Linked DNA regions of Homo sapiens: region 2 is linked to region 1. A link is an interaction called in ENCODE POLR2A ChIA-PET data of the cell type or tissue named here. Cell type or tissue: A673. All regions are shown on one strand.

Evidence for each region. Peaks named below come from ENCODE experiments on the same cell type or tissue, not always from the same donor. Only the 100,000 strongest peaks of a DNase experiment are listed, where the experiment ranks them.
Region 2: POLR2A ChIA-PET joins it to region 1 with 11 read pairs; 2 of 35 experiments call an interaction of 5 or more read pairs at or near these places.

What each region holds. Positions count from the first base shown.
Region 1 is chr22:39,489,006-39,491,505 of GRCh38, forward strand. It overlaps MGAT3 (beta-1,4-mannosyl-glycoprotein 4-beta-N-acetylglucosaminyltransferase), which reads left to right. Exons shown (of 2, transcript NM_002409.5): 2 at 1-2,500. Among named protein-coding and RNA genes, the nearest start is that of MIEF1, 12 kb to the right of the region's middle. RefSeq lists an enhancer at 1,179-1,473. In A673, no CTCF peak of the experiment used is centred here; a DNase peak (open chromatin) is centred at 1,326.
Region 2 is chr22:40,065,528-40,068,027 of GRCh38, forward strand. It overlaps a transcript of TNRC6B not described here. Among named protein-coding and RNA genes, the nearest start is that of TNRC6B-DT, 22 kb to the left of the region's middle. In A673, no CTCF peak of the experiment used is centred here; no DNase peak of the experiment used is centred here.

The DNA of each region.
Region 1 (2,500 bases):
CTATCTCCCTGCCTCCTGCCGGCTCCTTGGTTCTTGAGGGGACCAGGAGTGGGTGGGGAGTGGGGGTGGGGGTAGGGTTTCCCTACTGAAGCCCTTGTGAATCAAGGGTCAGGCCTTTGAGCTCAGAAAATATCCCTCCTGTTGGGAGAGGGCGCAGGCCGTGACGTCTGGGTGGCCCTTATGACTGCCAAGACTGCTGTGGCCAGGAGGTGCCACTGGAGTGTGCGTGGTGGTCCCTGGGTAGCGGGGGAGGGTAGGCAGGATTGGGGAAGAGAGCCTGCAGGATCTCACCAGGCAGCCTCTGGGGGGTGGCCAGGCCGGGAAAAAGCCCACCATTTGGCATCCCTGGGCCTTGGGCTCCGTGTGGGAGACCGGCCTGCCAGGAGGACCCAGGGCTCTGTAAGTAGATGCATTTGGGTCCAGGAGGAAGCGTGGACACCTCGTAGGGAAGAGATGAAAAAGCCACATCCTACCAAGAGGAGGTGCTGAGGGATGCTTTGCAGTGTAGTCAGAAGTGCTGGGCCAGATGGAGACAGAACTCCACCCCCTGCCGCAAAGGACAGGACCTGGCTGCCCTGGGATGCTGGTGCCTGAGTCTGTCTCTGTGCACCCCTCAGGCTGTCGTGAGCCAACACAGGGGCCTGGAGAACCCTGAGGAGCTTTCCTTTTGGTTCTAAACCCGGCGTTGACGTTCCTTCTCCCTTTCACATTGCTGTCTTGTGGACTGTGCACTCAGTCCTTGCAAGGCCAAGAGTCCAGTTGTAGGTGTGGCCTTGAGGGGGAAGTGGGGAGGAGAAGACTGACATGAGTCCTCTGCACGGATCCGTCTCTCCCTCCCCATCACCCCTTCCTTCTGACACCCAGTCCCAGCTGTCCACTGTCCCAGGTGCAGTCACTGTTGTGCCCTTCCTTGGGGCAGGCTGGCTGGGGGCCAGAAAGGGGCCATGAGGCTGTCTTGGGCCCAAAAAGGGACAATAAGGCCAGTTGTATGCTTCCTGTTCCTCATAGCTTGCCTTGGTGGGGATGTCTTTGTTGGAGTTGATTCTGAGCTGCTGTGATTAGGAGACCCTGAAATACAGTGGTTTAAGCAAGATGGAAGCTTGTTTCTAATTAGTCTAGATTGAGATGGCCCAGAGCTGGTAGGGCAGCTCTGCGTTTCTTCATACGCACCTTCCAATTCTGGGTACACAGCGGCTGCTCCAGCGCCCACCCTCCTGTGTGCATCCAAGCCTGGGGGAAGCAGAAATAGACAAGAGGGCACACCCACTTTTTGCTAAAGGCATGAGCCAGAATTGGCAGGCTCACCTCTGCTGGCCTCTCATTGGCTGGGACTCAGTCACATGGCCACAAGCAGCTGCTAGGGAACCTGGGAAGTGTAGTCTTCAGCGGGGCCGCCATGTGCCTGGCCTCACCTTGGGAGTTATCTTATTGATGGAGGAGAAGAGAATGGATATGGGGGACCAGTAGCATCTCTGGGAGAGGGGGAGGGAGCAGCAATAACTCAGTCGTCGGATCCAGCTCTCATTGTCAGAGTTTCCGGAACAGCTTGCTCCTGTTTCCCTCACTGTGCAGCCCAGGGCTGGGGGCAGTGAGGAGCTTGCAGCTCTGTGGGAAGGGGAAACACCCCCTCCCCTCGGCCCCTCAGACGCTACCCAATGATGCCGGTTTGCAGAGTTGGCCTGTGGAATGGCTCATGTTTGTGCGTGTGTGTGTGTATATTTATGGGCATGGGTGCATGCTTGGTGTGTATTTGTACATGTCTGTATTGCTGTGTCCCTGTAAATACATGCTTGTGTATGGATGGAAGAGGCCAGGCCCAGGCCTGGCCTCTTCCTCGGGCCTGTGGCCACACCTCCTGCAGCTCCCCAAAATGACTGAGGCAGAAAGCCCTTGGGGAGCCTAGAAAGCAAAGCTAAAGGGGATGCAGGGTCTGTCTGTCTGTCTGTCTTTCAGTCTGAGGAATGAGAATCCTGACCTGAGGGCTGTGCAGCTGAGAGCCCACTACCTCCCCAGCCCCTCTCGGCCCCAGCCGCATCATCCCACCTGTCCCCTCCCCCCCACCTCCAGTGGGGCTTTCTCCAGATGTCTTATGGTTGGGGGTTTCCTGATGGGCCAGGAGAGGAGGGCATCTTCTTGCGACAGCACTGTCTGGGTTAAGTGCCCAGTGAGGGCATGGTGTGGGGAGCTGGCCTCAGAGGAGCCGCTGGTGGGCAAGCGTGAAGTGGGCTGAGGGGCTCTGAGCCACTTTGCTCCCATCTAGGGGACTGCCCCCCATGGAACTCCTTTGAAGTCACAGCAGCCTTCCTTTCTGTTTGCTCTTGGGGCTGAGAGGTGGCTCAAACACTCGGGGTCCCTATGGCTCTGGGTCAATCTAGGCCAGGCTGCACCCCATGGACAGGGAGTCTCAGGGCTCCTGATCATGCCCAGGCCCTGGCCTGGGGCCTCCCTCCTTGGCAGCTTTCCCACCCCCACGCCCCTGGCATCCTCAGTTGCTATGGGA
Region 2 (2,500 bases), 580 kb after region 1:
TGGTAGTTTGTGTCTTTCTAGGAATTTGTCTATTTCATCTAGGTTTTCTAATTTGTTGGCATACAGTTCATGTCTGGTGATTTTTATTGGATGCTAAACTTTGTAAGTTTTATATTATTGGATGGTGGATCTTTGTGTATCTCTGTAAATATTATTGAGCTTTGTTCTGGATCGACGCTGTTTGATCCATTTGGGTGTTGCTTTTAAGCTCTGTTAGATGGAAGCAGAACAGTACTTTGGATTAATGTTCTTCACTACTGAAGCAACTGAATCTTCTGAGTCTTCTACTTAGTGCCCCACGAATGATGGTTTTTACTCTGTCTGGTGAGATTAGGCACAATTCCTGGCCCCGTGTGAGTTCCAAAGATTGTTTCTTCTAATCATTTTGGGTAGTTATTTCCCCAGCTTAGGGCAGTTTTCTCACATAAACGTGCTGTTTTTGAACTCAGCTGAATACTCAGAGGGTCTCCTACAGATCTCTGGAGTTCTTTCTCTGTGCAGCTCTTTTCTCTCTTGGTACTACTGTATGCTGCAAATTCTGATTCCTTGGCCTTTTCAGAATCTAGCTCTGGCTCCTCAAGTAAAGGTATTCCTCTGAGTTCCCCCTGGGTTTCCCTCCCTGTTCTGTGACTGGGAAACTTTCCCTAGGCAGCAAGCTAGGCCAGTCATAGGCCACCTTCTTCATTTGCCGTGTCTCAGGGATCACATCACTGTCCCATGCTGCCTGTGGCCAGTATCTTAAAAACTGTTTTATATATTTCATCCAGTTTCTTAGTTGTTTCAGGTATGAGGATAAATATTGCTCTCGTTACTTCACCTTTTCTGGAAGCGGAAGTCTTGCCTTTTCTTAAAATATCAGGAATTCTTTAGGGGTTGCTTCCAGAGTATGAGATATTCTTTGGAATTTCCGTAGGGGGAATATCTTCCTTCTTTCAGGATGGATTTGATTTTGAGGAGCAACCAGGAGTATGTTTTCAGGTCTGGATATGTGATTTCTCATCTGGGTAATACTGTTTGAGGTCCAAAATGAGCTCAGTGTAATAAGGCAGCTTTCCTTGTGTGATTTGTAAACTAGTTTGGAAACAAAATAAGAGTTGCAAAGTATTTTCATTGGTAACCTGATTAAGATAAGGATAAAACTTCTTAGGGGTGTGTATCTTGAAAAATAACTTTAGTTTGAATGCTTCTCTATATTTGCTGGTATATATTATTGTTTATATTTAAAATTTGAACTGAAGTATTTAAGAAAGCTTGGTTTTATGTGATAGTCTCCCTCCAACTTGATTATAAACTTACTGATATTTGAATACTTTTGTACATTTCTCCTTACTACATTGCACTCTTAACTGTGGAAGCTTCTTTTCTTTTTTTTTTTTTTCTTTTTAAATTTTTTTTGAGACAGAGTTTCACTCTGTCACCAGGCTGGAGTGCAGTGGCATGATTTCATCTCACTACAACTTCAACCTCCGAGGCTCAAGTGATCCTCCTACCTCACCTTCCTGAGTAGCTGGGATTACGGGCACATGCCACCATGCCCAGTTAATTTTTGTATTTTTTGTAGAGATGGAGTTTCGCCATGTTGCCCAGGCTAGAATGTGGAAGCTTGTCACATCATGATAATCAACTAATTAATTTCTGTGTAAAGAAACTGATATCACTCTGTCAAAAATATGTTGCATGATACAAAGTATGTAAAATTGATTTTTGTTACCTGTACAGTTTATAATGCCTTCGTAAGTTTAATTAAAAGCTATTCATATACGATGTTGAATTCCAGTAGCATGAGCGCATATCTGTATTTGTCTTGTACTGTGGGAATTATGTGAATGCCCTAGTTCAAAGAGATGCCTTGACTCTGGATATATTAGGGTTCTCTAGAGAGACAGAACCAACAGAATATATATTTGTATGGATACATGAGAGAGGATTTAGTAGGAGAATTGGCTCCTGTGATTATGAAGGCCGAGAAGTCCCACAATAGCCCGTCTGCAAGTCGGAGAACCAGAGAAGCTCAGGCGTGTCTCAGCCCAAGTTGAGAGGCTTAAGAACCAAGGAAGCCAGTGGTGTAACTTTCAGTCCAAGGCTGAAGGCCTGAGAGCCCCAAGAGGCTGCTGGTGCAAATCCCAGAGTCCAAAGGCTGAAGATCGTGGAGTTCTGATGTTCAAGAGCAGGAGGAGGAGGGAATCCCATCCTGGAAGAGACAGAGAATGCACCCTTCTTCTACAGGGTTTTTCCATTCAGGCCCCTAGCCAATGGGATAGTGCCTGCCCACATTGAGGGCAATAGTCTCACTCCCCGACTTACCTGTCAGTCTCCTCTGGAAACACCCTCCCAGGCACACCCAGAAGCAATGCTTCACCAGCCATCTAGGGATCTCTCAACACAGTCAAGTTGATACCTAAAATTAACCATCACAGTGGATATGTTATGTCATTAACCAAAGAATGTCCATAGAACCAAGTAGATTGGAATATACACTCTATCATATGCCACCTTAATC